Regions from separate parts of the Homo sapiens genome. Here region 2 is linked to region 1. Evidence: chromatin contacts called from ENCODE Hi-C or POLR2A ChIA-PET data. All regions are on one chromosome and are shown on one strand. The core of a region is the stretch at or near the end of the contact, and the rest is flanking DNA. Distances in the headings are between cores, read along the strand shown. Region 1 holds the start of SP110 (SP110 nuclear body protein). Region 2 overlaps FBXO36 (F-box protein 36).

Region 1 (5,409 bases), core at 1,681-4,180:
ATGAGGAAAAGAAAGCCATACACCAAAAATGCATTCCATGTGCCTTCATTGATAAAAAAAAAAAAAAAAAAAACTTTAATACACACGAAACTAATCTGTGGTGATAGAAAGCAGATCAGTGGTTGCCTGGTGCTGGCCTTAAGGAGGGGATTGTTTGCAAAGGTCACAGGGAACTTTCTAGGGTAACAGAAATGGTCTGTATCTTTTTTTTTTTTTTTGAGACAGGGTCTCACTCTGTCACTGCTCACCAGAGACTGGACCTCCTGGGCTCAAGCAATTCTCCCACTTCTGTCTCCCTGATAGCGGGGACCACAGGTGTATGCCAACATGCCCAATTAATTTAAAAAAATGTATTTTTGTAGAGACGAGGTCTTGCTCTGTTGTCCAGGCTGGTCTCAAACACCTGGGCTCAAGCGATCCTCCTGCTTTGACCTCCCAGAATGCTGGGATTATAGGCACAAGCGACTCTCCAGGCCTAGAAATGGTCTACATCTTGACTGGTGTAGTAACTACATTTGGTAAAATGTACATTACAATGAATAAATTTTATACCTCAATAAAATGGAGCTAAAAAGAATTATGTATAATTTATCTCAGTACATAATCACTAGCATGTGAATTAACAGGTGACGTTTTCCCATTATTACCATGTTCTCAAGCATGCATTTTTTTTTTTTTTTTTTTGAGGCGGGATCTCACTCTGTTGCTCAGGCTGAACTGCTGTGGCGCAGTCTCAGCTCACTGCAACCTCCAGCTCCTGAGTTCAAGCGATTCTCATGCCTCAGCCTCCCGAGTAGCTCGGATTACAGGCATGTGCCACCACGCCCAGCTAATTTTTTTGTGTTTTTAGTAGAGACGGGATTTTGCCATGTTGGCAAGGCTGGTCTTGAATTCCTGGCCTCAAGTGATCTGCCTGCCTCAGCCTCCCAAAGTGCTAGCTAAGCTACAGGCCTGAGCCACTGTGCCCAGCCAAGCATATATGGCTTAGAATAAACATCTTTCATCCTCATTCGCAGCTGTCTTTTTTTCATGTAACAATTTTTGCCTGATTTGACATTGACTTTATTTTCCCACTCCTGCTTTACTTTTGTTTGTTTGTTTTGCATTTGCCTGGTGTATCTCTGAATAGATCTAAAGGAAGAAGTTCTTGCTGCCAGGATCCTCAGATGCCCATGAAGGGGCTTTCCAGGTGATGGGGAGGGGCTTCAGGTAAGTGACATGTGACATTTGCATAAAATAACCTTAATTCCTTTACCACCGCCATCCCCTGCATCACAGCGCTGTATGTTACTGCATGCTGAGGCATCAATGCACCCTCTCCTCAGCTGTTAGCATTGAATTTTTCCTGGCTGTGGCTTCCATGCCTCTGTTTCACCCACAGCCATTACCCGCAAGGCCGGGTCTGCTATTCTGTACATACTAGGGTGGGATATGCTGTTTGTGCCTGCATAGAAGGGCTTGCTCTTATGCAGTTAGCCTTGGTTTCAAAGCTTCTTAAACTTTAGATCCATGTCTCCCATCTTTTATCTGAGGAGTTTGTGGATGTCCTGGTAGGGGAACTTGTGGGTCAAATACATTTGAGAATTATTGATTTAATCAAAGTTACATAGAATTCTTTTTTTTTTTTTTTTTCGAGATGGAGTCTTGCTCTGTCACCCAGGCTGGAGTGCAGTGGTGCGATCTCGGCTCACTGCAACCTCCACCTCCTGGGTTCAAGCAATTCTCCTGCCTCAGCCTCCCAAGTAGCTGGGATTACAGGTTCCCGCCACCACATCTGGCTAATTTTTGTATTTTTAGTAGAGATGGGGTTTCACCATGTTGGCCAGGATGGTCTCAAACTCCTGACCTTGTGATCCACCCATCTCAGCCTCCCAAAGTGCTGGGATTACAGGCGTGAGCCACCGAGCCTGGCCCAAAGTTACACAGATTTCTATAGTGCAGTGGTGCAATCATAGCTCACCGCAGCCTTGAACTCCTGGGCTCAAGCAAGTCTCCAGCCTCAGCCTCCTCACTAACTAGGACTACAAGGTGCATGCCACCACACTCAGTTAATTTTTTATTTTTTTATTTTTTGTAGAGATGGGGTCTCACTATGTTGCCCAGACTGGTCTCAAACTCCTAGGCTCAAGCAATCCTCCCATCTTGGCCTCCTAAAGTCCTGGGATTATAGGCATGAGCCACTGTGCCTGGCCAATAGTTTAGGATTTTTCATAGGCCCCACATGTCAATGTACATTAGGGATCTTTAAAAGGGGCATGAGAAGGGGTGTCCCTGCCAGCCCTTGAGTTACTGCTCTCTGGAATCAGCAGGTCCCAGTTCTGCCTCAGACTCCTGGCTCCCAACTACCTGCCCAGCTCTCAGCCATTTTTCTGCCTGGAGGTCTGCCTGCCTCTGCACAATTCCAGTTCATGTGCAGGTTCCCTTTCATTTCAATTTCTTCCTGTAATAATCTTATCCTGACAAGTTCTAGGCATTTCTGGCACATTCTCTTTGTTTTTTTGTGTGTTGTTAGAGTTTGATAACACACTGGATAAATTCCAGTGAATTCATTCAGTTATGTAAACATCACCACAATCCAGTTTGAGAACATTTTCATCAACCTAAAATGTACAGAATGAGGACAAGTCATGGGAAAATAGATGTGGTTAGGGAAGCATTTGGACGCTGAGTTCCCAGTTCCTATTGCCGCTGGGGCTGTACCCTTATGCCTCCTCCTCCCATACCTCCCTCTCTGGGCTGATCCCAACTGGCAACACGCCCTCCCCCAAACCCCAACTGCCAAGACGTCCTGGGAGCCTCACAAGTGCCCATGAGGAGGTGGAGAGAGGCTGCAGGCACCGACCTGCCTTCAGCTTCCGGCTTGGCAAACTCCGAAAACTTTCACTTTTCTTTTCTCGGAAGCCCGGCCCCTTACTGCGTTTGTCAAAGCACAGACTTCCTGTTTTGCCTGCTAGCATCTCCCTGTAACTCTCCCAATCTTGAGGAGTGATCCCTGTCCCAGCCCCTGGAAAGGGGCAGGAACGACAAACTCAAAGTCCAGGTGAGTTTCTGTCTTTGCTGCTTTATTCTTCGCTCTTGGTGACTGCAGCTCTTAGAGTTAACTTCGCGGCAGCAGCTGCAGGGTGGAGTTCAACTATTTAAACTCTGAGGCTCTCTCAGAGCTCAGACATGTGGTACTTATTAGGAGACTGTTAAAAGGGGGCACATGGAGGGAACACTGACACCTCTTTTTTTCGCCAGAGTCCAGCCTGTTATTGTGAATGGAGCCGAGATTTGCCCTCTACCCTCACCTAAGCTCTGATCCTTCAGTGCCCGCAATAGGCGGCTCATCTGTTATCCATTGTGTAAATGACTAGAGGTACTTGGGAAGCTGGTGGAAAAGAAAAAAATGAGAGTACATTTAATTTCGTCTCTAGTGTATCATGAACTTTTTATATATTTTCTCTAAATACATGATTATTTCCTTGAAATAAATTATTAGAAGTGGAAATTCAAAGGAGCACATGTTTTAGGACATTTGACACTGATTACTAAATCAGCCTTCAGAACATTTGGACCTGTTGACCTTCCCACTCACAGTGTCTGAGATTATTACTATTATTTTCTATCTTGGCCAATTTGATAGACAAATATGTTATCAAATTGTCTTCATTTACACTTTTTTTGGTTGTTTGTTGTTGTTGTTTTCTGAGACGGAGTCTCGCTCTGTCACCCAGGCTGGAGTGCAATGGCACCATCTCAGATCACTGCAACCTCCACCTCCCAGGTTCAAGCGATTCTCCTGCCTCAGCCTCCTGAGTAACTGGGACTACAGATGTGCACCACCACGCCCAGCTAATTTTTGTATTTTTAGTAGAGACAGGGTTTCACCATGTTGGCCAGGCTGGTCTCGAACTCCTGACCTCAGCTGATCCGCCCACCTCAACCTCCCAAAGTGCTGGGATTACAGGCATGAGCCACCATGCCTGGCCTTCTTTATGCTTTCTACTAGCTAGTTAACATGCTTATCGTATTATTCATTGCACATTTGGCTTATTCTTTTATCACTCTCTGTTCATGTATTTTGCTTTTTTATTTTCTAGTTGGATGTTTGTCTTTTGCTTATTCGTTTGCAAAATCTCTTTACATAATAAAAATCTGAACAGTCATATATGAGATGTAGTATCTTGCATAGAAAGAAACAGGGCTTTAGAGTCAGACAAGCTCTGCTTTGCCACTGAATACCTTGGGTGAGTTACTAAACCTCTCTGTGCCTCCCTTTCATCTTTGGGACTCATGACAGATGAAGAATGAGGAAGCTCTAGACTTCCTGTTCTGAGCGCTGCTGTATAATGAATTGTTCTAAAAGGAGCCTCCAAGACCCCTTCCTCTTCTTAGTATATGTTTACTCTGCCTTTCTCTGACTTTGCACTGATCTTTGCACTATCTCCTTCCCCTGTGCATATTGTGGATAGTAGATTTCTCTCCTATCTGTTCTCTATCTTCCAAGACTTCTTTACCACCACAGACTCTCAATGGCATCTTTTCTTGTTTTCCTATGCGATTGCGGATTATTCTTTTCATGAGTATTTTTTTCTGCCAAGTTAAAAAAATTGGGGAATGAGGAGAAAGAGACTAGGGTGCTTAATCTGCCACTGGGATTAAATCCCTGTAAACAGTTGTTAATTACGATTTACTTTTCTGTTCAACACAAAATGAAGTTGGAAAAGTGGAATCCATGTTTGTTCTGTTTGTTAAAAACTGTCAAGTTGATTGAATGTTTTGTTAGTGCTTTTCCTTTTCTTGACAATTTGTCAAGAATGTCATTTGTAAACTTTCTTCCCATTATAACCTATTGATATCTCCTCACAGTCCATAAATGGCCAATCTTTAATACATGCTGCATGGGCATGGGAAAAGGCGCATGTCTGAGACATGAAATGGTTGCAGTGAACAAGTCAGTTAAGTCACTTTTACTAAGTATGCCTTTCTCAGCCCTCATGCTTTTATTTATGCTTGGCCCATTTGTGTTGAAGATTGGGAGTGGTTCGTTAAAGTTTCCAAATATTACCAGGTTTCCAGCTGAACTCTACCCATTTTAGGGTGGTCCCTGTTGCATGAGCATTGCTAGTTAATGGCTTCAGCCGTAGCCCAGGTCATCTTGTTTAACCCAGATCAGTGTGGCCATAGAACACATAGTTAGCACTGTAAGCCTGGAATCAGGATTTGCTCCCAGCTCTTCCACTCTCTAGTTGTGCAACCCTGGGGCAAGTTATTAAACATTTCTGTGTCTCAGTTCCTCAACAGTATAAACAGGTGCAGTCATAGGAACCACCTCGCAAGGGTTTTATGAAAATCAGATAAGTTACTGCATATGAAACCCTTAGAACAAAGTCTGGCACACAGGAAACACTCCATAAATATTAGCTA
Region 2 (5,409 bases), core at 1,500-3,999, 220 kb after region 1:
GGAGTCTTGCTCTGTAGCCTGGGGTAAAGTGCGGTGGCCCGATCTTGGGTCACTGCAATCTCCGCCTCCTGGGTTCAAGCGATTCTCTTGCCTCAACCTGAGTAGCTGGGACTATAGGCGCATGCCACCACACCTGGCTAATTTTTTGTATTTTTGGTAGAGACGGGGGTTTCATCATGTTGGCCAGGATGGTTTTGATCTCCTGACCTCGTGATCCATCCGCCTCGGCCTCCCAAAGGTGTGAGCCACTGTGCCCAGCCAAGAAGGAATATTTCAACCCTCCCCAAAATAGGAAAGATCTAACATCCACTGAAAGACGGTCATTTAAATAAAACAAGTTTAGCTTTATCAAAAACTTTATATCATCCTTATTATTCTCATTTCATCATGGGTTATAAAGTCACTAATGCTGCTGGTTTGCTGAGCATTAACTGCTATGTAAACCATTTTTGAAGAAGAGAGATTGGATAAGGATAGTTTTTGTTTTTTGAAGGATGAAACTGATTTGAGAAAAAAATTAATGCCGGGCATGGTGGCGCATGCCTGTAATCCTAACACTTTGGGAGGCTGAAGCAGGAGGATTGCTTCAGCCCCAAAATTCAAGACCAACCAGCGCAAGATGGCAAAACCCTGTCTCTACAAAAAATACAAAAATTAGCTGGGTATGGTGGCGCAGGCCTGTAGTCCCAGCTACCCAGGAGGCTGAGGTGGAAGGATCACTTGAGCCCAGGGGGTGGAGGTTGCAGTGAGCTGTAATCATGCCATTGCACTCCAGACTGTGTAACAAAGCAAGACCCTGTCTCAAAAAGGAAAAAAAAAAAATTAACGTACGGGGGGGAAAAAACAGAGAAAGATTTAATTACTAAATGCAGTGTAGTAAGCTAGATTGGACATAAAACAGCAAAAGGACATTATTGAAAAAACTAATGAAATTCTAATAACATCTGTATTTTAGTTAATAGTGTTGTACCAATATTAATTGCCTAGTTTTTATAAATGTACCATGGTTATGTAAGATGTCAACATGGGGGAAGCTGGGTAATTAAAAGTTAAAAAAAAAATAACAATAGGCCGAGCAATGGCTCATGCCTGTAATCCCAGCACTTTGGGAAGCTGAGGCAGGCTGATCACTTGAGGTCAGGAGTTCGAGACCAGCCTGGCCAACGTGGTAAAACCCCGTCTCTACCAAAAATACAGAAATAAAATAAAATAAAATAAAATTAGCCAGGTGTGGTGGCTTGCACTTGTAATTCCAGCTACTCAGGAGGCTGACGCATGAGAATCGCTTGAACCTGGGAGGCGGAGATTGCAGTTAGCAGAGATCATGCCACTGCACTCCAGCCTGGGTGATGGAGTGACTTTGTCTCTTAAAAAAACAATAATAGTAACAATAACAAACAGAAGAGAAAGGAAATAAGTGAAATTCCCAGGAGTAGGCCCTGGAACCACGTGTCAGGTAGCACTGATCTTGAGCAGGAGAGGAGCAACTCCCTCCCTGAGGTAAAGAGGAAGGAGCTGGACTGGACACAAATAATTTGGTAATAAACTTGTCCCCCGGAATTTGAAAAGGAAGCCTTTTTTTCATTAATAAAGTAGTTAAATGAAAATAACTTATAAGGTTGGGCATGGTGGCTCATGCCTGCAATCCCAGCACTTTGGGAGGCCGAGGCAGGTGGATCACCTGAGGTCAGGAGTCCAAAACCAGCCTGGACAACATGGCGAAACCCCGTGTCTACTAAAAATACAAAAATTAGCCAGGCACAGTGGTGGGTGCCTGTAATCCCAGCTACTCGGGAGGCTGAGGCAGCAGAATTGCTTGAACCCAGGAGGCAGAGGTTGCAGTGAGCCGAGATGGTGCCATTGCACTCCAGCCTGGGCAACAGAGCGAGACTCTGTCTCAAAAGAAAAAAAAAGAAAAAAGAAAAAGAAAATAACTTATAAATGAAGTGTGTAACAGGTAAATGGAACAGAGATAAAACTTAGATTGACAACAGAAATAAGTGGTTTTCCTTCTTTCCCTGTGTGCAAATAAGAAAAAAAGTGGTTGGCTGGGTGCAGTGGCTCACGCCTGTAATCTCAACACTTTGGGAGGCTGAGGTAGGTGGATCACTTGAGGCCAGGAGTTCAAGACCAACCTGGCCAACATGGTGAAACCCAGTCTCTACTGAAAATGCAAAAATTAGCCAGGCATGGTGGCAAGCACCTGTAGTCCCACCCAGCTACTCAGGAGGCTGAGGCAGGAGAATCCCTTGAACCCAGGAGGTGGAGGTTGCATGAGCTGAGATCTCACCACTGAACTCCAGCCTGGGTGACCGAGCGAGACTCTGACTCAAAAAAAAAAAAAAAAAAAAAAGAAAAGTGGTTAATGTTATGCGGGGAGAATAAAAGCAGCAGCCCTGAGTCATGTTCCATCTTCTAATAATTCTGCTCTGTAAAGATGCTCAGGGCTGAAATCAGCAACCTAGAGAAGACCTACTTCAGAGCACTGGCTAAATTATGGAGAATGTTTTCAAGACTGCACTGAAATAATAGCAGGACACTAAGAGTGAAAGTAATAGTGGAAGTGAGTAAAACTTGGAGAGAAGGCAGCCGCTCAGCGTGAGAAATAACTACCAGAAGCCACTCACTTGCTGCTGTTTCCTATCAAATCCTTCCATTTACTTGCAGGAGCAGAAATTTACTGAAAGTAAATGGAAGGATTTGATAGAAAATCAAATCCAGGCCCTGCAACAGCGCAGAAACTTTTGCTAGATCCCCACTTGCATATTTTATTTACGTAGAATTCTCTTTTCATTTAAAGTATGAATAATCAGCTGCTGCTGCTTCTTTTTTTTTTTTTTTTTTTTTTTGAGACAGTCTCACTCTGTTGTCCAGGCTGCAGTGCAGTGGTGTGATCTTGGCTCACTGCAACCTCCACATCCTGAGTTCAAGCAGCAATCCTGCCTCAGCCTCCCAACTACCTGGGATTACAGGCCTGTGCCACCAGGCCCAGCTAATTTTTGTATTTTTAGTTGAGATGTGGTTTCCCTATGTTGGCCAGGCTGGTCTCAAACTCCTGACCTCAGGTGATCCACCCACCTCGGCCTCCCAAAGTGCTGGGATTACAGGTGTGAGCCACCGTGCCAGGCCCTAATAATCAGCTTCTTATCAGCACCAAGCACAAAATTTCAACTTTAGGATACTTATTTAATGGCAAAAATATATACAATAGTACTTGTTTTCAGCTTTCCATTTTTAGGTAGGAAAATCAAGTAAAAAATATATTTTGGGGAGCTAAATGATGAGAACTTATGAATACAAAGAAGGAAACAATAGATACTGGTGTCTACTTGAGGGTGGAGGGTGGGAGGAAGAGGAGGAGCAGAAAACATAACTATTGGGTATTGGGTTTAATAATTAACCTGGGTGATTAAATAATCTGTACAAAAAAACCCTGTGACATGAGTTTACCTGTGTAACAAACCTTCACATGTATGCCTGAACCCAAAATATAAGTTAAAAAATACATATATATACATATATATATTTGGACAGGAAGGTGGCTCACACCTGTAATCTCAGCACTTTGGGAGGCTGAGGTGGGAGGATCATTTGAGCCCAGGAGTTCAAGAGCAACCTGGGCAACACAATGAAATCCCACCTCTCTTTTAAAAATTAAATATGTGTGTGTGTGTATATATACACATACATATATATATATATATACATATATATATACACACACACACACTCTCAAAAGGAATATATTAAGTACTATAATACAGATTATATTACTTAAGGCCGGGCGCGGTGGCTCACACCTGTAATCCCAGCACTTTGGGAGGCCGAGGTGGGTGGATCACCTGAGGTCAGGAGTTTGAGATCAGCCTGGCCAACACGGGGAAACCCCGTCTGTACTAAAAATATAAAAATTAGCTGGGCATGATGGTGGGTGCCTGTAATCCCAGTTACTCGGGAAGCTGAGGCACAAGAATCACTTGAACCCAATAGGCGGAGGTTGCAGTCAGCGGAGATCATGCCATTGCACTCTGGCCTGGGCGACAGAGAAAGACTCTGTCTCAAAAAAAAAAAAAAAAAAAATTACATTACTTAAAATTATTTTTGGCCAGGCGCGGTGGCTCACGCTTGTAATCCCAGCACTTTGGGAGGCTGAGGCGGGCAGATCACAACGTCAGGAGATCGAGACCATCCTGGCTAACACGGTGAAACCCCGTCTCTACTAAAAATACAAAAAATTAGCCGGGTGTGGTGGCGGGCACCTGTAGTCCCAGCTACTCGGGAGGCTGAGGCAGGAGAATGGCGTGAACCTGGGAGGCAGAGCTTGTAGTAAGCCGAGATCGCGCCACTGCACTTCAGCCTGGGCGACAGACAGAGACTCGGTCTCAAAAAAAAAAAAAAAAAAAATTATGTTTTTTGAGACAGGGTTTTGTTCTGTTGTCCAGGCTGGGGTACAGTGGTATGAACACAACTCACTGTAACCTCAACGTCCTGGGCTCAAGTGATCCTCCTATTCAGCCTCCAGAGTAACTGGGACTACAGGGGCATGCCATGACACTCAGAAATTCTTTTTTTTTTTTTTTCTGAGACTGAGTTTCGCTCTTGTTGCCCAGGCTGGAGTGCAATGGCACGATCTTGGCTCACCACAACCTCCGCCTCCCGGGTTCAAGCGATTCTCCTGCCTCAGCCCCCCTAGTAGCTGGGATTACAGGCATGTGCTACCACGCTTGGCTAATTTTGTATTTTTAGTAGAGACAGGTTTTCTCCATGCTGGTCAGGCTGGTCTCAAACTCCCAACCTCAGGTGATCCAACCGCCTCAGCCTCCCAAAGTGCTGGGATTACAGGCATGAGCCACCGCGCCCGGCCATAACACTCAGCTAATTTTTTAAAAATGTACTGTGGAGATGGAATCTCCCTATTTTGCCCAAGTTGATCTCAAATTCCTAGGCTCAACCAATCCTCCCTCCTCAGCCTCCCAAAGTGCTGGAATTACAGTCATGAGCCACTGTGCCTGAATTAAAATTAATTTTAAAAATAAAGACATTTTATTGCATTATTGGGAAAAAATGTTGGCTTTTTAGATAATAAGATTATGATTTGAATCATCTTGGAAAATGTTGTATGTTCTTTTATAAATGGACATTGCCCCAACACATTACAGCTAAATACCGAGCTAGTCAGGGTTCCTCAGTTGCAAGCAACAGATTCCCATTCTGATTTACTTAAGCCAAAAAGAGATTTAATGGAAAAGTAGTATGTGTGTGATTGTGGGGTAGCATTGGGGGTTCTGGAGTTGAAGGAACAACAGAAGGGTTAGGGACCAAGGTATCTTCCAGGATCCAGGGAGTACAACTGACAAAGGTCACACTGAAGCCTTGACAATGGCTGAAATCAGCACTAACTGTGCTTCC

The links. A loop is a pair of places that touch in the nucleus more often than their neighbours do. ChIA-PET counts read pairs that join two places held with the same protein, here RNA polymerase II (POLR2A). Pooled maps may share reads with other maps.
Region 2: a pooled map shows a loop between it and region 1 (3-fold over the local background). The contact joins the enhancer-like site here to the promoter of SP110 in region 1. A Hi-C loop is called at or near these places in 1 of 168 maps with a recorded cell type or tissue (OCI-LY7), 1 of 37 single-sample maps with no recorded cell type and 8 of 50 pooled maps. POLR2A ChIA-PET finds 5 or more read pairs at or near these places in 1 of 52 experiments (WTC11).

Annotation. Positions count from the first base shown.
Region 1 is chr2:230,217,505-230,222,913 of GRCh38, reverse strand. SP110 (SP110 nuclear body protein) reads left to right here and starts at 2,930. Exons shown (of 19, transcript NM_080424.4): 1 at 2,930-3,040. It also overlaps a transcript of SP140 not described here. RefSeq lists a silencer at 2,818-3,004 and an enhancer at 2,722-3,201.
Region 2 is chr2:229,997,796-230,003,204 of GRCh38, reverse strand. The region is part of intron 3 of FBXO36 (F-box protein 36); the gene reads right to left. Among named protein-coding and RNA genes, the nearest start is that of SLC16A14, 68 kb to the left of the region's middle. Within about 2 kb of position 2,749, at least 2 of the 41 ENCODE cell types and tissues checked have a DNase peak (open chromatin) inside an H3K27ac peak, as active enhancers do.